Linked DNA regions of Homo sapiens: region 1 is linked to region 2. Evidence: chromatin loops called from intact Hi-C (ENCODE). Cell type or tissue: psoas muscle. All regions are shown on one strand. Links, peaks and the distances in the headings refer to the core of each region. The heading gives the core; the rest is flanking DNA.

Region 1 (15,251 bases), core at 6,787-14,786, 220 kb after region 2:
AAGATGGATCACGCAGATGGCTAAGCAGGTAGAAGTAATTAGGTCATGAATCCTTTTTTTCTTTTTTTTTTTTTTTTGGAGACGGAGTTTCGCTCTTGTGGCCCAGGCTGGAGTGCATTGGCGCGATATTGGCTCACCGCGACCTCTACCTCTGGGTTCAAGCGATTCTCCTGCCTCAGCCTCCCGAGTAGCTGGGATTACAGGCATGTGCCACCACGCCGGCTAATTTTTTAGAGACAGGGTTTCACCGTGTTGGTCAGGCTGGTCTCGAACTCCCAACCTCAGGTGATCCGCCCACCTTGGCCTCCCAAAGTGTTGGGATTACAGGTGTGAGCCACTGCGCCTGGCCATGAGTCTTGTTGAAAGTTAACATTTTTGGGCCATAGTACAGGTCATCTAAAACAAAGTAACCTGGTAAGGTACTAAGAAATAGTGGCATATAAAGAAACTTTATAGACGTTGAATCATTGAGACTTTATAATACCTGTAGAGATCTTGTTCTCTCTGGCAAACCGTAGTTCTTTCCTGAAACCCCAATGTTGTTTTTTCCCTTGATAGTGTTTAGGACAATTAAAAACAAAAACATGAATTGCAGGAAAGTTCAGGTTGTGTGGATGCAGTACTTTAAGACTGCACACTGTTCCTGACACAGTGGAATAGTTAGGCTGTCAGAACTTTGGAAGCTCAGGCAAAAATGGGATTGATCTGTTTATGCTGAATTAGAGAGTTTCACATCTTTCCCCCTAAAGTTTGGGAAAACAATTAACTAGAGGTGTACATAGTTTGTTAGATTAATTTTAGCGCATGGTAATATTTGATGCAGTTGTCTCTCCTTAAGTATTGTGATTTTCTTCCTTTATTAAGAGGGTTGTGGGTCATTCCATGCTTCTCTTAAGGTATCTTTTTACTCTGTTTTACTGTTATATTTTAGAAGATAGTTTTAAGAAACATAAAAACCATGCTTGTTATCTTAACGTAGTAGTAGTGTACATAATAGTAAAAAGGGCAAGCCAGCCCCCTCTGCCCTCGAAAAACTGTATTCTCCAACTCCCACTACATTTTCTCATATTGAATCTGTTCCACCTGTGATTTATTGTTTTCCTGAACTTTGGGAGTTTTAAGCAATGATACAGTTGAAGGGACTGTTTATAATTTTCACATGTTTAAGTTGTGAGGCTTTAAAACTTAAATATAAGGCTTTGTCTAGGAAGAAAATGATCTTTACCTTCAATAAATTTATAATGTAGCACTAATCCAGTATAGATTGGAGACTGAATGCATTCTTACTCTTAGGGTTCATACCTCTAATTCATGTGGTTAAGACAGTGTTGTGGTGAAGTAATAGGGCCCCTTGAAAGAATCTACAGAAACATAAATTATACTGAGTTGTGCTGTACTGGTTTGTGAGAACATCAGTGTATTAAGGAGAATGGTAGTTTAATTTGAATATTTAAAGAAAGTAATTTGAATGGTTCTAGTACTAGGGCCATTATTAACTAGTAACATAGATTAGTGACTTCAACTGGGTGTCCTTATTATCTGATTTGTCTGAAGTGAAAACTGTTAAGGTGCTCTTTTAAAATGTATTTGGAAACACCATAGTTAGGGTAAATACAATGTCACAATTCACTCTTGCATATTATTTGCTTAGCCAAATTTATGAATTCTAAGTTAGGCCAAATTGAAGGTTTTGGAGTTTTACATTGTGGGTGAGTCTAAATTCATGCGTTTGGCAAGCACAAGGACATGGGAAAAGAATCTGGTATTTTGAGGCAGGCTTGAGTTTATAATGAAAGCAAACTCAGTTCCTCTTCATGTCCTATGTATTTAAGAGAGGACAGTTTTCCCTCAGTTTTTTTCCCCTTCCTTACCCCTACCCCCATCAAATACAGCCCAACCAAATAACTGTGTTCTTAATTTAAAGGAAAATGGCAGACTTGACACCTGCTGAATATTTCGTGTAGACAGAGTATGACAATGAATGAGATCCCCAGTCATTGCCCTTGTAAGCCTGGGAACCCAGTTTAGTGGGAGAGACTAATGTAAACAGCTTTAATCAAAAGTATATCAATTGGCCGGGTGCTGTGGCTCACACCTATAATGCCGGCACTTTGGGAGGCCAAGGTGGGTGGATCACTTGAGGTCAGGAGTTTGAGACCACCCTGGCCAACATGGTGAAACCCTCTCCCTATTTAAAGAAAAAAAAGTAAGGCATATCAATTTATGGTTATCAAATAGGTTTTTTTTTTTTTTTTTGAGACTGAGTGTCGCTCTATAGCCCAGGCTGGAGTGTAGTGCTCACTGCGACTTCCGCCTCCTGGGTTCAAATGATTCTCGTGCCTCAGTCTCCCGAGTAGCTGGGATTGTAGGCGCCTGCCACCACGCCCAGCTAATTTTTGTATTTGTAGTAGAGATGGGGTTTCATCATGTTGGCGAAGCTGGTCTTGAACACCTGACCTCAAGTGATCTGCCTTAGCCTCACTGCTTGCCCCTAAGTGGTGGGATTGCAGGTGTGAGCCACTGTGCTGGCCTCAAATAGTTTTTATCAAAGCTACTTCAATTAGTGGTTAGCAAGGCTTAAAGACTAATTCAGTGCTTTATTTTGACACTTGTTCGCAACATGTTGCTTTTTTTCCTGTGTCCTATGGGACCTAGTCATCTGTATGTTAGATTCACAGAGGAATTAAAGAGATAAACATGCATGTGCTAAATTGATTTCTGTCTTGCTTTGTTATCCTATAATAATGTTATAAAATAACATTATTATAAATTTCCCAAGAGTTGAATTAATACCAACAACTGGTAACTCGTTTTTATGTAAACAGCATACTTGAGACCAGAAATCTTCTGGATCACTTTGTGGATCTCTGCCTGCCATTCTCATTGGTCCTCTGTTCATCCCTTTTCTAGAGCTTCTCCTTACCTTGGCTTCTCTTCTGCCACATTGGCCTGCCTGACCTGTCCTCAGGCCCTGTCACTGCCCTAGATTACGTTTCCCATGTCTTCACTTCCAAATCTGGACCTCTCGTTTAGACCTTCTCTCCTGACTGCCAGATGGCATGTCCCACTGTCCTCCGGTGTACATCTCCAAATTGTCCCACAGGCATTTATCTCAGATGAAGTTTCAGGTTGGACTCATTCTTCTGCCCCAACAGCAGAATGACTCATTGAGCCATTGAGCCATTCAGCACATTCTCTATATGGCAGATTCGGTGCTGTCTCTGGAAATACATAAACATAGAGCGATTCCTTTTTCTGTTGAGGCAAAATATGGATTTGGTTAATTTCTATTCACGTCATGAATGTGGTATGTGGAAGGTCTTCTGAGAGCAGAAAGGGATGTTTCACAGCACAGCCCGGCTGTGTGGTGCTCAGGGCAGGCCCTCTGGAGGAGGTGAGCCTGGGCTCTTGGCCTAATGTTTCAGCTCTCACTTTCCAGTCCTGAGCTGTTGTTGCCAGTCCATCTTTCATGAGACCATTGGAGTGATCTTTCTGGTCTTGTCACTTCATGGTTTAAAGTTTCCCTGGGCCTACACAGTGAAGTCCAAATTCAGCATGGTATTACAAGACCCTTATGATCCAGTCTTAACCATTGGTTAGGTATCCTACCCATACTGTTTATCTCTTGAATACCTCTATGCTCTTTGACAAGTCCAGCCCCTACGTGTTCATACCTCACTTCTGTGACACAGCCTTGCTTCAGGGCTCCCAATCTCTGTAGCCTCCCTGAACTGTGCATTTGCTCTGCTGCTTGATTTGTTTCTGTGACTGTTCCATTCTCCTCGGGACACATAGCAGGGACCTTGTCTTGGTCCTTTTTTTTTTGGCTTTAACAGAACATAGCAAAGAACCTGACATAGGTGTAGTCTGAGTTTACCACTGGGGTTATCACAGAGGTCTGCTAAGTGAATACAACACAGTGGGGACCCAGAACCTCTAGAAAGGGTTGAGGATTACAATCCCCAGATAGCTACAATCAGGGAATAATGTAACCTGTTTGCCTAGGGTGCTACATGGTAATCTTGAATTAGAACAACTGAGACTTCCATGGGACCTTAGGGTGATAACCATTAAACCTACTCTTTCAGTGTTTACTTTGTAAAAGCATCACACTAAGGAGGTTGTCATTTAATCCTCACACCTACCCTGGGTTATTAACACTGTTGATGAAGAAAGCCTTACTTGGCTAAGATATGGAGCAGGTTAGTAAGTGGTAGAATAGATACTCCAGTCCTGTCTCCAAAATGCAAATTTTTTTTTAATTAAAAAAATTTCTAATTTTCAATATATTTATTTTTGATTTTTTATTTTCTGTAGAGTTGGAGTTTCGCCATGTTGTCCAGGCTGGTCTCGAACTCATGGGTGCAAGCCATACCCCAACCTCGACCTTCCGAAGTGTTGGGAATACTGGCATGAGCCATGATGCCTGGCCTCAAAATGCATACCCTTAACCACTATGCTCTCACATTTTTAGATGTGGGATTTCTGTCTACGACGTCGCCCCCACTAAGACCTAGGGCTTAGGTGTCGAGGTGGGAAAGATCTTGAGGCTTTTCTTCTCAAAATTAATCAGAAACGATGTGAATTTTATATCTCTTTCTGAGGTTTTCCCCATAAGCTAATCGGGATTAGTAGACTTAAAGGTGAATGACCAACTGTATCCCTGGTTCACTGGTTAGGAAGAGTACATAGTCTTTGTGTATAGGCTATTTTCCTCGGTAACCTTGGGCAACATGCTTGACTTCTCCAAGCCAGTCTCCTTTGTGAAAGGTGATATACTTACAAGACATTATATTAAATGAGAACCCAGGCAGGTTACCTACCCTACCATGACACTGGAAGTATTCTTTGCCTTAAGAAAAGGAGAATTGCTGGTTGGTTCCAGGTCCGGTGGGTACCCTCATTTCCCCTGGGCAATTTTACTGTAAAAATAGACCAAGGATCTCAAGGCCCAGTGGCTTTTGCCTTCTGGGATACTTTTTTACCTCCCTGTTTAGTAGTAAGGGTCACATTTTAAATTGCAGCTATCACACTGGAGGGATCAGATCATTTAGAACTTTGACTGCTTAAATATTACTCTTGCTAAGATCTTGAGCTTGTCTCATGTTGACAGACTAGTGAAGTTGGTTACGTTGTCTGTCTCCTCACTGGAGGGAGAGATTCAGAGTTGCCCTGTCCAACCCAGTGCTATCTCTGGAAAGGGTTGGATTGAAATCTAGTCTGCCTTCATTCTGAGGTATAATCATGAGGGTTAGGTGAAAGGGTCCCGAGTGAGAAGATGGCATGGGTCCTAGGGTGGGGAGCCCGATGCCAAGTCAGACTTCACTCGGTATGTTTATTCAAAGCCCCACTTTCACTCGTAGCATATCATAGGTGGTCTCTGCAAGTTGCTGACCCTGATTCAGACTGTTCCATAAAAGTCAGACACTTGGTTTTAGTTCCCAAACTGATTTTGATGACATTCTTGACTGCAGGGCTTGGAGTTAACCCCACTGGGCCTGAGTTGTCTCTCTGTAAAGTTACACATCATTTCAGACTCAAAGGCCTCTAGCATGCAGGGTCTGGTGTCATAATAGGCACCAATGGGAACCATTACTGTCATTGCCTTTTTTGGCTTTAATCTTCCCAATTGTAAGTTCCTTTCATGTTTAAAACAAGTTTAAAAGACAGGGGGACTTAGGCATGCTCAGGCAGTCTAGCCTTTAATGTAAGAATTTCAAAACATAAAGGAAAAAAAACTTTTTTTTTTAAGCAGTACTTTGTGAGTTACAAGACAGCAGCAGCTCCTTAGTGTTGATTGCCGAGGCCTTTTTGGTTTGAAAACTCTGCTTCCTTTGTGAATTTGGTGTTAGGAGTTCTTATTGTTATTCTGCAGCCTTTACTATTGTCCTTTATTTACTGAACACAGTGAATACCAAGCACTGTTTATTAGAGGTTAGGAGTAGGGGCAGGTGATTAAAAAAACAAAAAAGCTAATAATCTCCTCAAGCAATTTCTGGCCTAATAGAATTATAGTAGACAGTGAAGTATCTAAACCCAGGGAATCAGATTGAGGCACCATGTCCATCGCCTTGAGAATTAATAGGCTGCATTTCTGGGTTCTCCTTTTTTTTTTTTTTTTTGCCCAACTGAGTCTTTCTGTGGACTTACATGGAACTTCTTATTCTCTTAAATCATTAAGTTACTTGACAATATTCTTGGATTTGGAGAAACTGGATGTAGGGCCGTATGAAAAAATCATTCGAAATCAGATTTAGGGGTATAAGGTTGGATAGGAATGTTTTAGAAAGAAGAATGTAAGGCAGATAACTAATTTGTCACATCCAAAGTATAAAACTGCTACTTTTTCCCTAGAAAAGGGAAGCTCATTTTAGGCAGCCTAAACCAGTAAGATTTTCTTCCTCCTCCAAGTGCAGATTTTTGTACCTTTCGTTTGTCAAAACATTCTTTGGCCCTATGCATGCCAGAGTGATATAGAAAGGAAGTTACCACATTTTTTTGAGAACAAATCACTCCTGATAAAATTTCTTAGACAATTGATAATCATTTTAAGAAGAAATTTAATTGTATTTAGCTCTGTGTCTCGCCCCTTTGGTGTCACTCTTCTACCTCTTCCATCACTATAGCTAAATATTTAGAAGTATATCTTGACACCTAGCACAAATGTTTTGGTTAAGTATCTTAAAACTGATGGATGGTATGGCTGGGGCAGCATGGCTCACGCCTGTAATCCCAGCACTTTGGGAGGCCAAGGCGGGTGAATCACCTGAGGTCAGGAGTTTGAGACCGGCCTGACCAACTTGGAGAAACCCCGTCTCTACTAAAAATACAAAAATTAGTCAGGGGTGGTGGCGCATGCCTGTAATCCTGTCTACTCAGGAGGCTGAGGCAGGAGAATTGCCTGAACCCGGGAGGCAGAGGTTGCAGTGAGCTGAGATCGTGCCATTGCACTCCAGCCTGGGCAACAAGAGCAAAACTCAGTCTCAAAAAACAAAACAAAAACCTGTTGGTATAGTACGAAAGAAACGTCTTGCAGTTTTCTGTTGCAGAGAATTAATTAGAACCAACCTGTTGGATTATACACATTCACCTTTCAGAATCCTTTCTTCTCTGTGGAAACCCACACTCTCAGCAGTGTGTGGGAACACAGTAGATTCTTAAGGAATGCTTGTTGAATGTTGCAGTCTGCATCTTCTTGAAGTAACAGAACTGTTGGTAGCTGTTTAAAAGTAAAATGTGTCTAAAGACCTTTTGGAAATTAAGATGTAAGAGATTAATGCACCAAAGCAGTCTCTTAATTACTTAAAATGAATTATTTCAAAGAATCTTTAATTGAATTTTCTGTGAAGTCTGGAATTTGTAAATTATGTCCCTTTGTTCAAACCAGCCCCTGAAAAGAACAATTAAGGCAATTAAGATAGCATTAAAGTTTTCAATGAAGTTGGCATTTTCTGTGTATTAAGATTAGATGTTAGCTGCTGAAGTTTGTGGAGGTCGGACATAAAGCTTCCAACATCAGTAATGCAAAATTGTCTTGAACCTGCGATAAAATTTTGTTGGACTTTTTTTTCATTGCAGTGAAAAGGGCCATGTAGCATGCCTCAAAGCCAGGTTACTCAGCCTAGTCCTTGTTTAAGCAGTTTTGATATTCATTCAAGTTCAATTTTCTCACTGATTTTATGATTAATTTCTTGGAAAATTTGAAAGTTTTCAAGAAGTAAAAAATTAATATCTTGTTATCCCAGTATATAGAGATTAACTTCAGTTCAATGTTTGGTGCATTTTCTTCTAGTCTTTTTTTCAATGTATAAATATTAAAGTTATTTCATAGTTGAGATCATACTGCATATATGATTACTGTATCTTGCTTTTTTCATTTTAACGTCGTGAGCAATTTTCCCATGACATTACAAACTGTCTTTGAAAAATGGAAAACATTTGGGGCTGTCAGCATAACTGAAAATGTTTTCTTGGTGTGACACATGTATCTTTGTAATTGGTTTGATTTAGTGTGCTTTATTTCAATAAAAATTCAGTATTATAATTTACAGATTGGGGTGGGGAGTGGTATCTACTTCAAATTACTGAAATCTTCCTAGTAGAATTCCTTTTTAAATGTTTGAACTCCCCTGGTACATCTTAAACACGACATTGACACTGCAAGTGCTTGGATGTCCTGGCACCTCAGAACACAACTTTGTGCAAAAGGAGTGCTGTGCATCTGAATAGTGCAATTCATTTCCAATGCAAGAATGCCAGTTTCTTAGGGCCCCCGGTCAGGATATTACCCACTTGGTTTAAGTTGTGATTTCAAATCCCATTTTCTATGGGAGATACACTGGTGGAACAAATCTGCAGAGGGCCCTGCACCTGCGCTGGTGGATCAACGGTGTCTTCTCACCTCCAGGGCTAGCTGCCTTGCCTTCCCTCGTGGGGCTTAAGTGGCTGGGAAGCAGATAGACAGTGTAGATGAAGTCCTGGGCCACTGGCTGCTGGACTGAGGCAGTGAGATGACTGGGCTGGCATTTGTTCTTTCTCTGCCTGTGTGTGACCTCTAACTATGTGCCTGGAAACTGAATTACATGTAATTAATGCTGCAAACAGGATTTTCTTATTGCCTAAGCATGAACTTGGTATGAAAATAATAGTTAATAATTTACTATGTAACTTGGATTCTTATAACCTGGACTGTAAGTTTGTTTTAGCTCCAGTGGGAGTTTCCTTTTCAAAGTATGATGAAACCATCCTCATCTTTTCTACCCCTGGACTAATCATTTAAAATGGATACAGACACTTTAAAACTGCTGAGTTTATCTTGTGTTAAGCAATTAAGACTTCTCTGTCTAATCATGCTACTTGTTCTGCTTTTGTCAATTGATACTCTCATAGCCCTTTTGAAAAAGTATGTTTTTGTAGAAATTAAGTTGTATGCCCTCAGGACGTACAACTTGGTTTTTTTTTTTTGTTTTTTTTGTTTTTTTTTGTTTTTTTTTTAGTTCTGAAGCATGTTTAGATTTTTCTGTACTTGTATAGGTCTGATTGTTTATGTGGCTTAGCTAAGGTTTCCTAAAGCATCTTCTAGTAGCTGTCATTGGTTTGTAAAATAAAATTTGGGCTGTCAAAATGCACATTTTTTGGTTGTTAATCTTAATTATTTTTGACCCTTGTGAAAAGTCTTTTTGGGGAAGATTAGGTAGGCAGACTTTGAAAATATTTTCACTGCTATGAGAGTCAGTCATAGATCATATTGCACATTAAAGTTATCAAGATAAACACCCAGGTCATACACCCAGTAGAAAAAGATGATTTCCCAGAAGCTGTTAGAATTTTCAGATTGACCAAATTGATGTTTAACACATCTTCTTTTTCATGGAGAATGGCAGCTGAAACAATAAGGAACATTTGCTTGAAATCCCTAGTCCACTTCTGATACAGTGTTTTGAGCCTTCCATATTTGTTGTTAGGTATTAAACGTGCTGCCATGAGACTCCTATGTTAACAAGGGCATTAGGGTGGGGTTTGTTGAATTCTTTTTATAATTTGAAATGATAAAGGGGATCTTGATTTTAATTATTGAAGTAGCCCAGTTTATTGCTGAACGTGCCCATATTTTGCCATAATAATTACCTTTTGGATTATGAAACAAGTACGAAAGGTTATCTTTGAAGAACATGGGCACCTTGTAATATGTTACAGGCTGAGACACTAGGATGAAAGAAGGCACATCTCTCCCCTCAAGTTTAGTCTTGCGGTAGAACTTTAAAAAAAAGCCAACAATGGGGATAATTGAGTTTTAAACTTGATGGCAATGATTTAAGTGAAGAGAACACCTGGGTTTATTTTCTGGTGTTGGAGAGGTGAATAAACATCAACAGTTGAACCTTTGATTTCAGTGGATTTCAACATGAGGGGGTAGGACTTTGAAGTATTATTCTTTTTCAGAATTCGTAAGTGCCAGGCACTGTGCTTAGGTCATTAGATGGAGATGAAAAGATATTTTCTATAGGAAGAGACGGTTGATTGTACCATGCTGTAGAAAGATAGCTCAAGATTTTTTTTTGGTTTATTTTGTTTTTTAAAAGTAAGCTTGTGCCGGTTGGGGAAGAGGAAGTGAAGTTCCTTTTTGATGGTGTTGAGTTTGAGATGTCCAGTAGGCAGTTAGAAATCTGGGAGGGCCGTTGAGCTCATTAGTCTAGTTTTGGGAAACGTGTGTGGGTAAGGTAGGGGTTGAGGATATCACCCAGGGTGACACCAGCCTTTCAGGGGCAGAAGGGAACCCCACCAAGGCGACTGAGGAGTGAGCGGAGAGTTTCAATTTCAAGGAGGGGGAAAGAGGAGCCAGCAGGAAACTAAAATGGAGAGGTAGGAGAACCAGGGAAGGAGCCTCATAAGGGAGGTGCTGGGGAACAGGTGGGCTCACTCAGGGAGTGAATGTTGGGAGAGACAGACATTTGCAAATGTTGGAAGAGACAGATAGTTGCAGGCCTCACTATTTCAGAGAGCTGCAAATTGCATGATGTTGGTAGTCGGGATACGGTCTAAGGGTGAAGTGAAGAGAGCAGGAAGGGAAGAGAGAGAAACTGTTCAAAGAGATGAGGCCTAAGAGGCAGGCTGGCCCTAGGACCAACCTGAAGCCACCTTTTTGCTAAAATACTCTAGGCTTGGAAGAGGATCAGAATAACTGAATAGGAATATAGATTACACTTGGGTGGGAGTGCCAGCTCTTGTTTACTACCTGTTGACCTTGGATGAATTAACTTTTAAACTTGGGTTTTCACCTGCAGAATGGAGATATTATAGGTGTCATAGGAAGTAATTGACATAGTACCTGACACAGGAAGTATTCTCATGTTAATGCTTCTATTTTTTAATAGGTGCTAGCCTTGGAAAGGTTGAGAGGCTGAAGAGGGACAGTTTGATTTCCTCTGACCACCAGCAGGAGGGGAGGATGTGTCTTCTGCAGGGAGAGCAGCCAGGGGGATTGGTTGGATCAGTGCAGAAAGGAATGGGGGCACCTAGAGTGCGGAGTTGAGCACCTCAGAAGGGAGGTGTGGCCCTCAGGACATTGTCAGCATGTGCGATGATAGTGGAGGCCATGGATTTGAGAACATTTCAGAGAATATTTGATGGAGGGGAACGCCAAGGGGAATGTAATAGATTTGTGATAGGAGGCAGAGACTTTTCAACTTAAAATTCAAATTTAAACTACATTTTTAGGGAGTTCATGATTAGAAAGAATGGGCCCCTGTCAAATGAAACCTCTAAGCTTACTTGAAAATCTTATAAGTCCTATTCTTTGAAAATTAATTGATAGTCAAGCAATAACAGATCCCTAGGTGAGGAGAGAATAGTGGAAGGGGAAATTCCTAAGGCAGAAGATCACTGCCAGTGACGGTAGGTTTTTAAAAATGCAACACTGTGTTTGGTGTTTCCTGGCCTGACTCATACCTTTCACAGGTTTATCCTGAATGTTTAGGAGTGGAATGTAAGTTTGGCTCTTTAACTGTGTAAGAGTTTAAGGAAAGGAATAAGTATCCATGAGTGCTGGGTATATTCTGGATTCAGTAAAGTAACTCTTTTGTTTTTGAGACGGAGTTTCGCTCTTGTCACCCAGGATGGAGTGCAGTCTCGGTTCTTTGCAACCACCGCCTCCCGGGTTCAAGCGATTCTCCTCCTTAGCCTCCCGAGTAGCTGGGATTACAGGCGCCTGCCACCACGCCGGGCTAATTTTTGTATTTTTTAGTAGAGACGAGTTTTCACCATGTTGGCCAGGCTGGTCATGAACTCCTGACCTGAAGAGATCTGCCCGGCCTCCCAAAGTGCTGGGATTACAGGTGTGAGCCACTGCGCCTGGCCTTGGATTCAGTAACTCTTAATGTTGAAAACAAAGCAGCAGGATTCTTCACAACCCTCTCCCCTCCCCACTTCCATGAAGGATTAGAGAGGCTCATGATTGAGGCTGTCCTGAAGGATATCTACCAAATACATTCCAGACCTTAGGTGATCACATAGCCTGATTTGTCCAGGGTAGACTGACTTTGTACCTCATGTCCCAGTAGAAATTTTAACAGTGACTCTTTTCGGGCTCAACAGTAATCTGTTTTGGATGGCAAGTTATGTGATCACCTTATCTAGAGGGGATGTTGGAACAAGCCCACCTAGGCCTGGAAGTGATTTCTGGCTCTCCTGAATACATCACACACATACACACTCATCAGAGGGGTCTGTTGGAATGGTAACTTTGGGTAACCAAAAATGTCTTGTCTTTAAAGCAAATGTCTCCTGTCCTTATCTGTAAATTTTGTGCAGTACCTACCTCATAGATGGGAGAATTTAATGAGATATTTGTACACCTAGCACGGTGGTTGACACGTAGTAACTTTTAGTAATTGGTAGTTACCAATATTGTAGATATTGGTAGTATTACCAATAAAATATATGTCAAGGCCAGATGATATGTTTATCCAGAATAAAACTTAATTGCTTACTAGTAATCCCTTATAAAGGAAATAGGCAGACATGCTTTGACATTGTGACAACATGGAAAGTAAGTGGGTTGCTTTCAAAAGGGTTACATAATTGAGCAACTCTAAAACCTTTTTTCTTCTTCCTAGGTCTTAGTGGTGCAATGGCTAGTATAAGCGTGCGTTCGAGTACCCCAGGCTCTCCTACACATGTAAGCAGTGGATCGAATGCTAGTCGAAGGAGAAATGGACTCCATGATGTCGATTTGAACACTTTCATATCAGAAGAAATGGCACTCCACTTGGACAATGGTGGAACTAGAAAGCGTACCTCAGCCCAGTGTGGCGATGTCATTACAGACTCACCAACCCATAAACGCAACAGAATGATCTAAACTGCAAACATTTTCACACCCACCATGCTGCTTGAAAGCCACTTGATCCTCAACATATACTATAATTGCAAAGGAAACATGAGGCCATCTTCCCTTGTTCACTGTTTAAGACAAGTGAATTCTATAGTGGTTGCCATAAAAGGAAGTTCTAGGTATTTATAGTAGATGCCTCTTGTAATTATGGCTTTCTTAAAACTATAATCCTAGCAGAGGACATCAGATATTGTGTAGTCGTTAGCAAGATCATCATAGGCAAACATATATCCGTTCCAAGGCTAAAAGTGACCTTAACTGTATTTATTCTCAAAGGGAAAGGAAATATCAGATGTTTATTTGGTTATAGAATGCTTTTTTTTTTTTTGGGTCCATTTCCTGCTGTGTTGAGTATTTTGCTTCAACAGTATTGCCAGGTTCCTAAAATTGTCTAAAAACATGATTTGGCTTCCATTTTTGCAGCTGCACTGTACCATGCACCTGGTTTCTATATAGTAACAGTGTGCAATTCTAATTATTGGACTGTGCCCTGTTTTTAGTTTTCAAATCAATTTCTAATTCTGGTGATTGTGTGATGTAAAGAGGTGCTATGATGGTCATGCAATTAATACTAAATATTGAATCAATGCCCAGAGCTTTATTGGATTCACTTTGTGTGTGTTAGTGCTCTAAAGTAGCAGTATTATTATTAAACTGTCCCCAGAGTAACCCTGTAGGCCTAAAGTACTCAGTTTTAAGACAAACACTACTTCCCATGCGGGGTACTTTCCTTATGGTAAATGTAAACATGTAGACTGCATTCGAGGTGACCTAAAGTAGAGAGGTCATGAACTTTGAGAATGGGCTTCCTTTTTGGTTCAGTATTAGTGAGAGGGAGAGGGAGATGGATGGTGGGGTAGGTTTTCTAGTCTATCATTTTACATTTTTCATGGAGTCCCTGCTTAGTGCAGTTTCCATTGGAATGGGTGGAAGATGATAAAGCTCTCTTTTTTATCTACTAATAATGTGATTGCAACTTAAAATAGCAAAACCCAACTCTCCCTGTCCCTCCAATCCCTCTCCTAAAAAGTTCAGTTTGGAATCTCATTCTGGAAAAGATGGAATCGCATGGAGATTCTCTAGCTGTTAGGTAGACCTAAATAAAAAGTTCTCAATAGATTCCTCTTTTGAGTAAATATAAGACCTCTTGTAGCTACAATGTTTTAGAGCATGTTTCATCTTCATTTTTAATATCCTGAACTGAATGATAGTGTTTTTTTAGATGAAGAACTGATGTCAGCCTGCCAGGTACTGTAATTTATTCTATCATATTATTATATTATATATCAAGTAGGACAGTGAAAAATGTTTCCTTGCAAACTTGTAGTCCAGTATCAGTTACTTCCTATTTTTATCCTTAAAAGACCATTGCAAATCAGTGTAAGGGTTTTTCCAGTAATTACTCACAGCACTTTGTTAAAGTTTGCAATTTCTTCAGCCATTTAATAATATCTTTCTGTGAAGAAACTTTGCTGAGTTAACCATAAATGTTCATTCATTGACTGGGTGGGATGTGAATGGAATGTTAGAAATGTTGTGTGAATTGAAGTTCTGTATTCATTATAGATGTAGCCCTTATTTAAAAAAGTGAATTCCATACTAAAACTAGGAATGAAAGTGAGAGATTTCTAAACTTTTGCGAAAGTGGGTCATTTTTTGTTTGACTATAATAGCAGGAAGAATTATAGCAATCTGTCATTTTACCTGAAACAGACAAGCCTATGTATTATGAATACTTTCAAGCTTCCCTTTGGAATATACAAGACATGCGTTTGGAGTTACCTTTGTTTTTCTATCGTAAATTTAGATTCTGGAATTGGGGTTTGGTGGTGCAATGTGTTGCTCACAAGTGGCCAGAACTCCTATTCCTAAAAGGATTTTGAGATGGAGGAACACATATTTAATTCCCCTTTATGCCTTGGTTCTTGCTCCTCTTTCCACGTTGGATAACAATTTTTTGGTTGTTTTGTTTAAGTTGGTGCTCTGAAGCTTAATCTCAGTACCCTTTACTCTGAATTGTCAAATTTTGATAAAACGTGCCATTTTCTTTGGTAAGAGAAAGCAGGTCTTAATGTCTGCCAGAACACAATTTATATGCCTTATTGGCTTCATTAAACTTTTAGAAAACTTTAGCATTTGTTACTTTTTTCCATTGCGTTTACTTTCAAATGCACCTAATGAATTTGTCACCCAGTCGCAACTTTTCCCTTCTCTGTCCCATTGCTTTCTCCTTTCCCCGACGCACAGAATAAACATGAAGCTCAGCAGTAGAAGCGTAATGATTTCCCTCAGGAAAAACTTCTGACAGCTAGGTTTTTCAAGGGTTTCCCTGTGCTAGCTGAGATGCAAAACAAATCAT
Region 2 (15,231 bases), core at 7,232-15,231:
AATGCTGGCTTCATTATGAAGGGAAAATGAAGCAGGCAAAAAAAAAGAATGCTGGCTTCATGGACCACATCAAGAGCAGACCCCTCACCTGGGTTATGTCATCTGATTTCACAACAACCCTATGAGCTTCTTATTACCCCTATTTTACAGATGAGGCAGGGAGGGGATGGAGGTTTAAAGAAAGGTGGGGGCCAGGCATGGTGGCTCACACCTGCGATCCCAGCACTTTGGGAGGCCGAGGCAAGAGGATCACATGAGGCCAGGAGTTCAAGACCAACCTGGGCAATATAGTGAGACCCCATCTCTACTAAAAATAAGAAAAAATTAGCCAGGCATGGTGGTAAGCACCTGTAGTCCCAGCTACTCCAGAGGCTAAGGTGAGGAGGAAGACTTGAGCCCAGGAATTTGAGGGTACAGTGAGCTATGATTACGCCACTGCACTCTGGCCTGGGCCACAGAGCAAGACCCTGTCTCAAGGCAAAAAGAAAAAAGTGGGACCTTGCCCAAGCTCATAAAGCTGAATAAGCAGGAGGCAGACTGGACTTTTGAGCAGGTAAACACACACACATTTACACCATGAATATGTGTGGACATATGAACCTATACATACCTACATTTCTTCTTTCTTTTTTTAGATGGAGTTTCACTCTTCTTGCCCAGGCTGGAGTGCAGTGGCGCGATCTGGGCTCACTGCAAACTCTGCCTCCAGGTTCAAGTGATTCTTCTGCCTTAGCCTCCTGAGTAGCTGGGATTACAGACACGTGCCACCACGCCCGGCTAATTTTTGTATTTTTAGTAGAGACAGGGTTTCACCATGTTGGCCTGGCTGGTCTCAAACTCCTGAGCTCAAGTGATCTGCCTGCCTCGGCCTCCCAAAGTGCTGGGATTACAGGCGTGAGCCACCGTGCCCAGCCACATTCCTAAGAGGACATGAACATGCTACAATTAGATCTTCACATACATCTGGTTAGCTCCCTCAGGATAAATTCCTCCAAACAGAATGGCTGGGCTCTAACAGGACTATATTTCAGACCCTTGATCAGTTTCCCCACCCAGCCGTCAGCAATCTCCCACCCACCCACCATGTGGGGCCGTGGAAACATGGAGCAGGGCCATCTCCAAAGGCTGTTCAAGCCATGCCCACGGGAAGCCCCTGCCCTCCTCCTGCAGGAAGTGAGGATGAGGCCACAGTGAAGGCACACATCACAATGGCTGTTCTACTGGAGCCAGGCCCAGCAAGAGGTGGACAGGTGTGGCCCCAGCTCCTCACACCTCCTGGCAACCGGGCCTCCTCATGAGAATTCCTAGAAATAAGCACATGAGCACTCGGAGCTCAGAACACGGTGCTGCCCAGGCACTGTTGCTGGGACAGAGGCCCTCCAGAGCACCAGGATGGAATCATCCCCGGGTGAGGGCTCCCCTCATTCAGGGGCCAGGGCTGGCAGGGACCGGGAAGAAGTCTACTCTGGAGACCGCAGGAAGCAGAGAGGAGACGAGGGTCCCTGTGCTGAGCTGGGGGCTGCCCTCAGTCCTCACCACCCTTCCCCGAAATCCTACTGTCCCCACCAATCAGGGGGCCACGGAACCCAATAGAGACCATTGGGCAGTGGGGCTTTCAACGTGCTGTACTCTCCCTTAAAGTGTTGCAAGGAAGTCGCCAAATGAGACTAATGACTCCCCCACATCAGGTATGACGCTCCTGCCCGTGGCCAGAGACAACCGAGGCTGAGCGTGGAGGCAGCAGGAGGCAGAGGCTGTCCTGGCCCTGGGGCTGCCTGGCCATGTTGGTGTGGAATTGGGAAAGTTACCGAATCTTTCAGAATCTGTTTTCCAAGTGATTCTCCTGCCTCGGCATCCCGAGTAGCTGGGATTACAGGCGTGCGCCACTGTGCCCGGCTAATTTTTGTATTTGTAGTTGAGATGGGGTTTCACCATGTTGGCCAGACTGGTCTCGAACTCCTGATCTCGGGTGCTCTGCTGCCTTGGCCTCCCAAAGTGTTGGGATTACAGGTGTGAGCCACTGCATCCGGGCCTAAGTTTTGAGCTAAGTCCCTGGCATACAGTGAGCCCACTGATCTGAGGGTGCTTTTCTTTCTCTCTCCTAAAGATCCTTATCCTGCTGGTCCCCCTCCTCCCTATGGTCCTCCTCACCAGATGTACTTTGAAGGCCCCCAAGTTGTTCAGGTAGGTGAGTGCCCCTGCCGGCCTTCCCTTGTCGCTTTCTGTCCCCTGCTCGGAGCTGCCCAGAATATTCTCTTTCCTGACCTCTGACCAAGACTCTGCCCAAACAGCACATCCTCTGGCAAGTTCTCCTCCCCTGACCCCGTAGCTGTGGGACCCCGCAGCTGGCCAGCTGCCCCTGCTCCCATGCTGGCTGTGTTGCCAGTGGCCACCGAAGCATCTCTCTCCAGAGGGAAATCACTGGTGGATGGGGCCTGTATACAGTAGGCACTCAGGAAATTTTTATGGAGTAGACTCCCGTTCTCTACTCTGCAAACACACCACCCCTCAGGCCACAGAGGAGGGGAAGGCCGAGCCCCCCAGGTGGGGCCTGGGTTTTGGGAATTTAAACAAATTTTCCAAGGAATTCTCAGGCAGTCTCCAGATTCAGAACTGCTGGGTTGGATAGATTCCTGGAGGGCACAGTGAAGATGACGTCACCATTGAAAAGCACCCTTTAGGTCAGGTGCGGTGGCTCAGGCCTGTAATCCCAGAACTTTGGGAGGCCAAGGCAGGTGGATCGCATGAGGTCAGGAGTTCAAGACCAGCTTGGCCAACATGGCAAAACCCCATCTCTACTAAAAATACAAAAATAAGCCGGGTGTGATGGCACATGTCTATAGTCCCAGCTACTCAGGAGGCTGAGGCAGGAGAATCGCTTGAACCCGGGAGGCGGAGGTTGCAGTGAGCTGAGATCGCACCACTGCACTCCAGCCTGGACGACAGAGTGAGACTCCGTCTCCAAAATAAAAAGAAAAAAGAAAAAAGCACCCTTAGAGCCCACTGGAAACCCCACTTCCAGCTAAGAACACTTCTTTCCTTAGTTTCCTCCAAACCGGGGTGGGGGAGCCACACCACACCCCCACATATCAGGTCCCCAGTCTCCAGATCCCAGCATCTCCCCATCTCAGGTGAGCACCGACAGCCCATGGGAATTGAGAAGCCACAGGGGTCCTGGCCCCGGGGGGTCCCACCTGCTTCCCGCTTCCCACTCCCACAGCTGTATGCCGGCATGTCCGTGGTGGGGACGTCCATGCCGGTGCAGGCCGTGTGTCCCTACTGTGGAAACCGCATCATCACGGTGACGACCTTTGTCCCGGGTGCCCTCACCTGGCTGCTGTGTACCACCCTCTTCCTGTTCGGGTGAGTGGCCGCCCCTCCGCCGCTGCAGAGGCCTGAGCATTGGTAGGGGTGGGTCCGGGTGGGTCCCTGCAGGGTAGGGGGAGCTTTCGGGGAAAATAGCAGGACCAAGCATAGGGGAGGCCAGTTGGGTGGGGCCATTACCTCCTTGAGAGGAGGCGGCAGCCCTCTGACCCAGGGACCTCCCATGAGAACAGCAGGGAGTGGAGGGGTGAGTGATGCCTACAAAGCAGCCAGCTTAGGACACCCACGGCAGCTGCTGCTGTCACCAGCAGCCAAGAGCTTGCGGGTTCAGGATGGCTCTTACCTCTCAGCTGTGGAGTTTTGAAACACACAGAGGGGCCAGGCGCGGTGACTCATGCCTGTAATCCCAGCACTTTGGGAGGCCGAGGTGGGTGCGTCACTTGAGGTCAGGAGTTATAGACCAGCCTGACCAATGTGCTGAAACCCTGTCTCTAACTCTATTAAAAATACAAAATTAGCCGGGTGTGGTGGCACGTGCCTGTAATCCCAGCTACTCAGGAGACTGAGGCAGGGGAGGCAGAGGTTGCAGTGAGCCAAGATCACGCCACTGCACTCCAGCCTGGGATACAGAGTGAGACTCTGTCTCAAACATACACACACACGCCCAGGCCCCTCCCAGACTCTGCCTGGGTCCCAGGTGCGTCCAGCGTACAGTGAGAGGTGGCCCCGCTCACGCCCAGCCTCCGCTCCGGGGCTGCAGGTACGTCCTGGGCTGCTGCTTCCTGGCATTCTGCATAAGGAGCCTAATGGACGTGAAGCACTCGTGTCCCGTGTGTCAGCGCGAGCTCTTCTACTACCACCGCCTGTGAGCCCCCAAGAAATAAATGCCAGGGGTGCCACCTGGGCACACCCGTGTCTATGTCCTTACCTTCTGCTCTGTCAGCCCAGGAGATTGGGTGGCCGCTGGTGCTCTGGGAGCCCACGTTGAGTGTGTGGGGGCCGCGCCGTCCTGTCCACCGTTCACCCTCTTTTGACTCCTTAGAGCCACAGTCCATAGTTCAGCCCCATCTTTCTGGGCTCCCTCCCATCAGCTCAAGCCTCTGCCTCTTTGGGAAAACTATCTCCCTGCAACTCCAGCCGGAAGGAGAGACCTGTTCTCCCTGATAGCCACATCCTCACCCACTGCATGCACCTCAACCCACAACCGGGCTTACTCTGGGCCCTGCCACTGCCTTCTTGACCAGTGGCTCCGTTGCTAAGTGCAACATCCTACGTGCACTTGCTCCTTCGCTCCTACCTGACTGGGTTCTCTGTAGCCCTTGGCACTCTCCCTCCCTTCCCCAAAGACCCCATCTCCTGGGCTGCAGCAGCTCTCCAGCCCCTGCTGGTGGGTTTGTCACTTGGCCAGTGCTCCTCAGGGTCTGGCCTTGGCTCCTCCTGTCACACCCGATGCTTCCGTCGCCAGCTCCTGCATCCCACCCACAACCTTCTCCCTAGGATGCTTGAGGCCCTGCAGAGCCAACAGGTCTCACAGTAACTCCCTCCTCTCTCTTCTCCTGGGCCTAGTAGCTGGGACAAGAGTGGGTGGCAGTGCCCCCTCCAGGGCAGCCCTTCAGTCCTGTCCTTCTTGCCCTGCAGTGATTCATTTCCTCTGCTTTATCCCCTCCTTGAAGGAGGCAGCAGCCCCGGGTTTCCCTATCGAGAGTCTCTCCTGCTCCTGCTGTTCTCCAGCAGCCAGTGGCCGGCACTGAGCCGGTGATTCTTGTGGGTGAGGATCTGGAATTGCTCGGACTATGCCCGACACCTGCCGACAAAGTGCCTCTCTCAGCCCAAGTCCACATGCTTCCCCTGGGGCCCCTTGAGGCCATCTGTGAGCTGGCTCCAGCTCCCCTGCCCACCCCAGCCAGATAGGACCGAGTGCCACTCCCTCACCACCCACCCGACCTCCCCAGGCTGCTCCCAGCAGCGTCCAGCCCTCCAATCAGCCCCTGCCCTGTCAGTCTGGTCACCCGCTCTCTGGTGTGTCACTTTCCCCAGGTGGTTTGTGAGGTCTTGGCTCGCCTCTGTATCCCAGGGCCTGGCGGGGACAGGCGGGTTATAGAAGCTAGGATGGGGCAAGTCTGCCCTGATCTGTCTGGCCTCCCACCAAGAGGTTTAACCCTTAAGACTCCCGTACAGCTGCAGCCTTACAGGACTCCCGGCAGAGCTGCTGTGGAGGAAGGTGGACATTAACAAGCCCCAAATAAGCTGATGAATAGGACCCCTTTCAGGGTCTGCCTGCAGACACGGTCAGGAGGGGGACGACGGGGTAGAGGAGAATCCAGTGTCACCACTAAAGGACTTAAATTTTGCAGAATAGGCTGGGCACGGTGACTCATGCCTGTAATCCCAGCACTTTGGGAGGCCAAGGTGGAAGGATTGCTTGAGTCCAGAAGTTCTAGACCAGCCCGGGCAACATAGCAAGACCTCGTTTCTACTGAAATGCGGGGCCGGGGCATGGTGATGAGTGCCTGTAGTCCCAGCTACCTGTGGGGCTGAGGTGGGAGGATTGCTTGAGCCTGGAAGGTCGAGGCTGCAGTGAGCCCTAACCATGCCACTGCACCCCAGCCTAGGTGAAAGGGTCTCAAAAAGTTAATAAATTTTGTAAAGTAGAAATATTGTTCTACTCGTCATGTTTTCAAATAAGATGAATTTCACAGAGGGGAGAAAAGAAGTAAGGGAAGAATTGGGGGAAGAAGTAATTGGGAGCTGGGGGCACGTGAAGCCGTCTTCACTAAAATGTGGCTGGGGGAGCTGTAAGGCTCACACCGATGGGGTATTGACCCATTATTGCCCCAACCTACAGATGCGGAAGCTGAGGCTGAGTAACTAGATCAGCGCTGGAGACATAGGTCTGTCCTCAGGGTTCAGCATCAGGGAGGAAGGCACAGAGGTGAGGGGTGCATGTGTGTGTGGCTGAAGGCCTGGAAGGAAGGGTGTGTGTTTATGTGTGTACGCGCATGTGTGTGGCTGAAGGCCTGGAAGAAAGGGTGTGTGAATGCATGTTTGTACGCGCGTGTGGCTGAAGGCCTGGAGGAGGGGGGTGTGTGTGTGTGTGGCTGAGGGTCTGGGTGTGTGTGTGTGCACGTCTGTGGCCAAAGGCCTAGAGGGATAGAAGGGAGCATTACCTGTCTTCCATCATGTGGTCTTCAGCAGGTAGAGGTTCCGGGAAGCCACAGGTCAGGCAACAGCCATCTTGGCCAAAGCCTGGCATGATGGGGCTGACAGGTCCTTAGGTCACACCAGCCCCGGGGAAGGACAAGTTCTGGGACAGGTTTCCCTGGAGTAAAATGCCCCAATGCCTGTGCCTTTGCCACCACCCAAAGGCCTGGCTAAATCGGGAGAACAACTTCCCGGTCCACACTAGCTGCAGGCCCCAGAGCCTTCATTTCCACTTCAGAGACTCAGCAAGATTTTTAGGGTTGGATGGTGAAGTTTCTGACACAAATTAGGCAGCTAGTACCTGGGAACCCCAGTAAGTCCCTGAAGACAAAGGAAGCAACCTCTCATTTGTAATAAATGAGGACACGGGCACCAGGTCAACATAGGGAGACAGAAAAGCCCCTGGTGGACGAGGCGGGTGGTCATCCATCCAGGATCTATCTCAAGGTGAGGCGTGAGGGTCTCACCTAGGACGAGGGCCCAGCCACCGGGCTTCCACCATCCAGAGGGAGAGATTTGATGGCTCTGCAGAGCAGCCAGGCTGTGGCAGGCGACAATCGGGGGCTGCTCGGTCTTGCTGGCAAGGCCCATCTACAGCCTGAACCCTCCATCTGCAGAGTTCAGCTGGAGCCTCTCGTTCTGATTCCACCCAGACTGTTGTCTTTCACTCGGATTCCCAGATGGCTCCAGAGACATGAGCGCCTGCAGTCCAGGGACAGTGTCCAACCACGGCCAGGCTCTGCTCACTCAGTGTGGACTGGCTGGGTGCCAGGTCTTCCTCAGTCACAGGAGAGCTTTCATCGGCCTGAGTCAGTCACCATTGTGCCTTCAGAGGTGGCCAGGTCCTTGGCATGGCTGCAAGCTTCTGCTATGACTCTATGGATCAGTCCCCAGGCCTTCTGGATGCAGACTGCCCCGTGTTAGGAAAACGTCACTTGCCAACTCTTAGAAATAGGACAATTCGTATAGAAAATCCAGGATTTTCAGCTTGGCGAGGTGGCTCACCCCTGTAATCTCAGCATTTTGGGAGGACAAGGCGAGAAGATCACTTGAGCCCAGGAGTTTGAGACCAGTCTGGGCAACCTACGGAGACCCTATCTCTACAAAAAATTAAAAAATTAGCCGGGCATGGTGGTAACACCTGTGCTGCCAGACAGTTGGGAGGCTGGGGCAGATAGATCGCTTGGGCCCAAGAGGTCAAAGGTGCAATGAGCCATGACTGCACAACTGCACTCCAGCCTTGGAGATGGGGTGAGACCCTATCTCAAAAAACTAAGACAAACAAAAATACACATTAAAAAAAAAAAAAAAGTCGAGGCTTCTCAAGTTCCGCTGTCTGAAGGTGTAGGTGCAGAGGAACTGGGGTCTTGAGAGGCTGCCAAGTGGGGCGGGACTTCATCTGTCCCTTGGCCCAGTCCCCTGGAATACCCCCAGACCCAAGCCTCGGGGTGTCTGCAGTCACTGCCTTAGACAACAGGACCTGAGCCACTGTTCTAAGCCTCTCGGTGTTCATGTGTCTGAGGCTTTGTCCCAGGGAAGCCTCAGGTTCTCCTATGCCAAGACCTTGCCGCAGGGCCAGGCTACGGCAGGGCCGGGGCTTCCTTCTCCTGCACCCCTTTCCCTGACCCCTTTCCACGCCCAGGGCCGGCCTCTTCCCCAGCTTCGGGGCCTGTCAGAGGGGCGGCCCACCACTGGCAGATGAGCTTGGCAAGTTGCTGAACCCTCATTTGAAACTGGGGACAGCCCCCATCCTACCCCGCATGGAGGGCTGAGCTAGGGCTACCTGGAACAGGGAGGTGAGGCGGGCAGCCAGTGGGGGTCTGAATGCCTGCTCCACACTGAGCAAGGCTCAAGCCCCCATGGCTCAGGGTTCTGGCCTACTTTGGGCCACCAGACGCCTCGCTGCTGACCTCTCAGGGCTGGCTCACTGTGCACAATGGTTATCACAAAGGGTTTCTTGCTACTGTCCCTCCTAATTAGCCGGAGGCAAGAGTCAGAACAGCCCCCACCCCACCTTCTCACAGGAGCCCAATGGGCAGGTGTGGCACTGGCACCAGCTCGTGGGCAGAGTTCGCTGGTGGCTGGTGGCCTTCCTCACAATGCCACCCATACCATTTCCCTACTGGAGTTCTCAGCTCAGCCAGGGCAGAAAGATGCGCCAGGTGCACGTGGCCTCGAGCCACGCCCTGTGGGATAAAGGCGTGGAGGGGCCATCAAGGCCAAGCTGGGAACCTTGAGCAGCTCCTGGACTAACCCTCACCACCAGGGAGGGGCTGGCCTTAACCACCTTTCTCTGCCTCCTCGCTGCAAAACCAGCTTTGCAGCAATGAGCTTCAAAGGGCTGAGTGATGCTGAGTACGGGTGGGGAAGGACAGGAGGTGCCAGTCTCTTACTCCTGGGCACTGGACTTCAAGGGTGGTCTGAATCCGTAACTTCTTCCCTCTCCCAAGTTGTCCACGTGCTGTGCAGGCACTGTGCTGTGAACCCCCAGATCCAGTCATTGACAGGTGGCAGCATGTAGGGGGTCAGTGACCCCTTGGAGCTGATGGGAGGGGGCCTCCCTTTGGAACCTGCAGTTTTGCTCACAGACCATTCATGGCCTCCAGCTCCCAGGCCTCACTCAGTTAAAGGCTGCGAAACGTAAGTCAGCAGAAGATGCACAGGCACCCATCTCCCCCAAAGCCAAGACGCAGGGATGGGGAAGTCTGTCCTTAACTGTTCTCACGCAGAAAACCAATGTCCCGAAGGCTTTAGGGAGTAGGCCATAAAGAACGCCCACTCCAACGCCTGTGCTTCACGCAGCACTCAACAGCCCTCGAGTTAGTCACTGTAACTCCCGAGGTGGGGAATGTTTTGTTAGAACTGCATACCCAGTAAGGAAGACATCAGCCACATGTGCAAATTAGAATAAAATTAAAATTCAACCCCCTCTGCCACTTAAGCCACATTTCAAGTGCTTTATAGCCACAGGTGGCCAGAAGCTCCACCGCGACAAAGTTCTGATGAACACGACTGGGTGAGGACAGGGTGGTAGCAAGGCTGGCCGGAAACACTACCCATTACTCCCTCACACAAAAGTCTTAGGGATGTAGTCCAATGGGGTTGGCAAGGTCTGGTTGTTATCTTGACTCCCCTCCTCCCCAGGGGACCTACCTACACCACTAGGAGGTAGTGACTCGGCTATCTAATCTGAAGCTCTCTTGGCCCAAGAGGCCCTTATAGCAAGCCATGAAGACAGATCATTTCCCTGCAATCCAGGGTTGGTAAACCTACAAAAGGGGTTTTTAAAAACAAAGCTTTGTGGGGACAGCCTCGCCACTCAATTGTTGTCTGTGGCTGCGTTCATGCTATGTTGGCAGAGCTGAGAGTCCCAACAGAGACCATCACACAATACCTACTCTGGCCTTTTACAGAAAGTTTACCAACTCTGACCCTAGCCTAAGCCCAAACCACAAGAGAGATGTCTTACTTACACACCTCACCTTAGTAATTCAAGGAACCTTCAGGTGCTATGGCTTTGAGACGGAGTCTCCCTCACGCTGTCACCCAGGCTGGAGTGCAGTGGCACGATCTCAGCTCACTGCAACCTCTGCCTCCTGGGTTCAAGTGATTCTCTGGCCTCAGCCTCCCGAGCAGCTGGGACTGCAGGTGTCTACCACCATGCCCGGCTAATTTTTGCGTTTTCAGTAGAGACAAGGTTTCACCATGCTGGCCAAGCTGGTCTTGAACTCCTGACCTCAAGTGATCCACCGATCTCAAGCCTCCCAAAGTGCTGGGATTACAGGTGTGAGCCACCGCATCCGGCCCAGGTGCTATAGGTTTTATCGCATTTGCTTTAACTGTGAAGGTGGTTTCAGAGTTAAGACTTTAAACTACTCACAATTTCCATCCCTGGCACCATAAACATTTGCCTCACAGCAAATGAGTGATGTTATGTATGACGCCAAATGTCCTTGCCGTCTGGTGAAAGAGAAGCTGGGTCAGGGCCTCCATCAGGAAGCGATGGTGTCTAGACGTGGCTTCTCGCCCTGTCAAGGCACCCACGTTGCAGGGGACTCTGCCAGGTCCCATAGTGTCTCCCTTGGGCTTTGCTCACAGCACGAGCCACCGCGCCTGGCTGCTCTTCTCATTTTGAAACAAGACTGCTTCAGCTCGCTGCTCTTGTGTGTGAGGGCGTGGGAAGGGCCACTGTGACCGCAGGCCCTTGCTGTCACGCAGTGGTTTTCAGGGCTCCCCGCTGTGAAGACTCCGAATGCTGTCAACAGATGGCATCCACACCCCACAGAGGGAGAGGACACAATAGTCCCAGGGGTTACAGTGAGGCCGGAGAAGGGGAGTTCATTTTTCTTTCTTTAAAATTTCAGCTTGTCTCCCCAGAACCAGTTTAACAAACTCAAACTCCTGACACTGTAACTGCGAGTGAGTGGAAAAGGGAACGCGGCAGATGACGGAAACATTACAACACGTTCTTTGGAAAAAGAGTCATTTAATACCTTAAGGGAGAGTAGGAACTTTCAGTTACCTAAGACTACAGCCAACCCCCAGCCCAGAACAAAAACAAGACACCTTAATGTTTGTTCAAAGACAAACCCACAGCGAACGGCTCTCGCACCCCTGCTCTAACTCCTCTTTCTGGGGGAGGAAGGAGGGAAGGGCCAGGTCCGCGGGGACCCTCACTCCCTGCTTTCTATCACACGGGTCACAAGGCAGCTCTCAGAGCAGAAGGCACACACACTGCAGTGGAAGTTGAGAAAGGAAGTCACTCCAAGGTACACACTGGCCCAAAGACCAGGAAACCGTGCCACGGAGCTGGAAGGCAAGGCCGATGGGACGGTGCAAGGACCACGCCCACGATAGCGCCTGCCGCCCCGAAGGGCCTCGTGACACATCAGGTCACATCTCCAGTCACCTTATTTGTACACAGTTCTCTCCTGGAAAACCTTTCATTTCTTAAGAGTAAATGTGACTAGTTAGAGGCTAAAAAAAAAAAAAAAAAAAAAAAGAAACAAGAGACCCTGCCCCCGCAAAACGGAATTAGAAGGAAAAGTACATCTCAGTGAAACCTTGTTACAAATGCCAAGGTTTCCCAGGCCTGTTTCCAGGGAGAGTAGAAATCTTCCTCCACTTCCACGTAACTCACTGAATTATAATTTTTATAGAAAATTTTATTCAACATACAACATTTTCCAGCAAAAAGGCAATATACAGGAAGAGTTGGTGTACACTGCTCCCACAGAAACAACCCAAAAAATACCGGAAAAGGATGAAAAATAAGAGTGATTTGCTGATTCTATTTTACTGCACTCAAAACTAGACACGCAGCTGGCATTAGCTCCAAAATAAAAGGAAACGGGGCTGGGACCGAAATAAAACTACACACAATGAATATCAACATCAGTGAAATTCACTTGCAGACTCACCCAACAAAAAGGAACCTCCTCCCAGTGGCAAATTGTACATGTTCATTCATTAAATATACAATTCATTTTTCCTTTTTTTTTCATTTTTAACTTTTTTACAAAGTCGACAGCTTACTAACCACTAGTGAGCATGCCCTCTTGCTAAAAGGCTTTCTTGTCGTCTGTTCCACTTTAACGAAATTCTATTTATAATCCTTTCACCTGCTCGTATGAACTGTTGAGATCGTAAGTCTGCCAAGGCAGCAGAGTAAACCTTAATTGAATTTAACAATGTTCTTGATTTAATAAAAAGACCCCCACAATGTCTGTCCGGACTGTATTCAGTGCATCCACTTTGCAAAGGGGCTGCAGACAGTAGTGGCTGACGAGGTGAGACAAGTTTATTAAAAAGCCCCCAGGCAGCTGGAGGAGGAGAACCCGAGGAAGGGCCGACAATGCACACAATGAAGGGAAGAGCGCTATTTATTAGGTTGTGAGTTTCTCTGTTTTGCCTTAACAGATGCACAAAAGGTCATTGAAAGTATAACTGAAGGAAATAGGTCAGACGAGCCTAAACACAAGACTTGCTAGCTGCAGGGCTGGTGCACGGGACCCCAGGAAGGCAGCCGAGCCACTCGTGCCCACTAGGGACAGCCCAGAGACCTTGAGCCAGGGACCCCCGATCCACTAACCTCTTCTCCCCCATTGCGCTGACAGTTGCCTTGCACTGTGGTTACCATAAAATAACTCTCATTGGCATCCAAGCTTTATAAAAACATCTTCATTTTGCTCAAAAAGGGCAGTCAATAGATACAGAGAAGCCAAACTGAACAGCCTCAATAAAATAAAATTAACACCAGCAGCGAATCCTCTTGCTGAAGACTTCGGCTAGAGGGCACGTGCACCAAAGTTCTAGGCTGTTAAGGGGCCACCCACACACCGTCCTCGCCTTGAACACACCAGCTTGGAAATCAGTTATGGATTTTAATGGCCTTTTCAAGGTAAGTGTAGCGACTCCTCTTTGGGGCTTTGTTGAAGTGGTCGAGCCCTAGCCAAGGCCGAGGATGAGACATATTACCTGGTGGGGATGAAGAAAAGCAAGTGAGGCCACAGAGCAGCCCTGGAACCCCTCAGCGGGGTGGTGGCCAGTGAGGCATGCATCCCTGTGGCTCCCCAAGGGGTAAGTTCGCAGGGAAGCCAGGACCTGAGCTACACGCCCACCTGGAGCTAAGGAGGCCCACACCCTGACTGCGCCTCAGAGCCACTGCCCTCACAACCCTGAGTCTCAATCACCCTGCACACATATCCAAGCTTCTCTCCTTGAAGATCTCACAGGTTACAAAGGATGTAAGGACCTGTTAAGAACTCGTAGGTTATGGAATGCTATTGCTCCTGGTTCCACAGGTCGGCCAGTGGAGAGAGAGGAGCTGGCACTTGACCCTGGGGCTGCCCCTCCCAGCCCCAGACCACTTGTTTCTTAGTCTGAAACCCACACCAGCCCCCGGGGGGGGGAGAACCCTTACCGGGCTGTGGCTCAAAGTCTTTCAAATTTACTTCATACTCGTCTTCATTTATGTACTGGTGTCGGCCCATCATTACAATTGCAAATTTAAACTAAAAGAAAAAAAATTAAAACTCCTCCGTTATTTCTGTATATCAGCAAAACTCACATCTCTGGCAAAAAAGCCTAGGCCGCTACGCTAGGCAAGGCTTGAGCCTATGGCCCGCCAAGCCCCCAGGAGGCCCCAGCTGCACACCTTCTCAAACTCCTTCTCCTGGATGTCCAGCAGGCTCTGGATTCGCTTCATCACTTCTCGAAAATGCTCGCCCTAGAATGGCAAAGGACATGTGCTCACACAGTCACTCCCAGCACCCCCAGGCCACGTCACGTGGCAGCCGCCAAAACCAACGCCTAACCCCAGCAGGAGCGCAGATTCGGCAACAGCGGCCACTCAAAGGCTCCAGGTTTTGACGTGAGCCACTCGGCCAACCACAACAGCATACCTGGTGTATCCTCAGCAAAAACGGGATTCCGAACGTTCCGAAGACCTCTTTGTGGAAATGCGCCACTGTGACAAGCATCTCATTCTCTTTGTCTATGTCCACCTGGTCCAAAGGGATTTCCTGGGGACACGGACAACAGACACAGTTCTGTAAGTGCAAGTGATGTGGTCAAAGTGTCCACATCTCAATTCTCACACTACTCTAACCCGGAGGGTAAAGCCTATTTTTGCTAAAAAAACGCCACACCTGGATCCAGCCAGAGTGATGGGCACTCATGGGAGTCTCAGCCAGAAGATATCCAAGTTTCTTCCCCCTCCCCCAAAAAACTGAATTTTAAGAGGCCAAATACTGTATTATCCCAGTTCCTGTGGAAATGTCAACAGCTCTAAATTCAAGTGATCCACAGTTTCTGTCTGGATTGGGTTGGTAACCCAAACTGAGGACTAATTTCTGTGCAAAAACACTGTAGGTCCACTCATGGAATCATATACCTCGATTACTGGTATAAAAACACAAATCAAGCTACTTGTACAACTTGCTGTGATATTTAAATATGCAGCAGATGGGGCTCATGAATTCTCTCTGGTGCCAACAGTATCGGGGACAGATACCTCTATTCGAAACGTCCGGCTCGTTGCAGGAGATAAACATTCTAATAGTTCATCTTCTTGATGAACACCAATGATTTTGTAGCTTACAATTTCTAGCAGCCTGAACAGAGAGGAAAAAAAAATAGGGCAAAATGAAGTATATATATTCACATAAAAATAAAATGGTTTTCTAGAAAGAAATAAAGTTACCACGATATGTTTTTTTTTTTTTTTTTGAGACAGTCTCAATCTGTCGCCCAGGCTGGAGTGCAACAGCATGGTCTCAGCTCACTGCAACCTCCGCCTCCCGGGTTCAAGCAATTCTCCCACCTCAGCCTCCCGAGTAGTTGGGACTACAGGTGCGTGCCACCACACTGGGCTGATTTTTGCATTTTTAGTAGAGACGGGGTTTCACCATGTTGGTTAGCCAGGATGGTCTCGAACTCCTGACCTCGTGATCCGCCCGCCTCGGCCTCCCGAAGTGCTGGGATTATAGGTGTGAGCCACCATGCCCAGCTTTTTTTTTTTTTTTTTTTTTTAAAGAGGATCTGAAATATCAGAAACAGAGACCGGAGGCAAGGCACGGAGAGGGGGTCCCCTTGAAGCATAAGATTAAAGGGCTCTGCTGGACAAAGTGGAAATGGCCACATTTGGGCACAGAGATGTACAGACTGGGCCTCCGAAAGTTGCATAAACCTTTCCCACAAGGAATT

The links. Hi-C counts contacts between places; a loop is a spot of excess contacts. Peaks named below come from ENCODE experiments on the same cell type or tissue, not always from the same donor. Only the 100,000 strongest peaks of a DNase experiment are listed, where the experiment ranks them.
Region 1: a loop joins it to region 2, with 2.4 times the contacts of the local background. A loop is called at or near these places in 4 of 110 quality-filtered maps.

What each region holds. Positions count from the first base shown.
Region 1 is chr16:9,104,054-9,119,304 of GRCh38, forward strand. HAPSTR1 (HUWE1 associated protein modifying stress responses) reads left to right here. Exons shown (of 4, transcript NM_014117.3): 4 at 12,615-15,251. The coding sequence ends at 12,859. Among named protein-coding and RNA genes, the nearest start is that of HAPSTR1, 20 kb to the left of the region's middle. RefSeq lists a silencer at 11,259-11,553. In psoas muscle, for the core only: no CTCF peak of the experiment used is centred there; no DNase peak of the experiment used is centred there; H3K4me3 peaks cover 583 bases; H3K27ac peaks cover 2,134 bases.
Region 2 is chr16:8,881,103-8,896,333 of GRCh38, forward strand. It overlaps USP7 (ubiquitin specific peptidase 7), which reads right to left. Exons shown (of 31, transcript NM_003470.3): 27 at 14,540-14,639; 28 at 13,929-14,048; 29 at 13,682-13,753; 30 at 13,448-13,538; 31 at 10,995-13,002. The coding sequence ends at 12,896. It overlaps LITAFD (LITAF domain containing), which reads left to right and starts at 1,249. Exons shown (of 4, transcript NM_001395433.1): 1 at 1,249-1,408; 2 at 2,108-2,184; 3 at 3,221-3,363; 4 at 4,085-4,248. The coding sequence starts at 3,254. The coding sequence ends at 4,193. RefSeq lists enhancers at 6,814-7,656, 10,396-10,665, 10,726-10,875, 10,946-11,005, 11,056-11,285 and 1 more and a silencer at 5,232-5,371. In psoas muscle, for the core only: no CTCF peak of the experiment used is centred there; DNase peaks (open chromatin) are centred at 7,299 and 11,359; H3K27ac peaks cover 3,230 bases.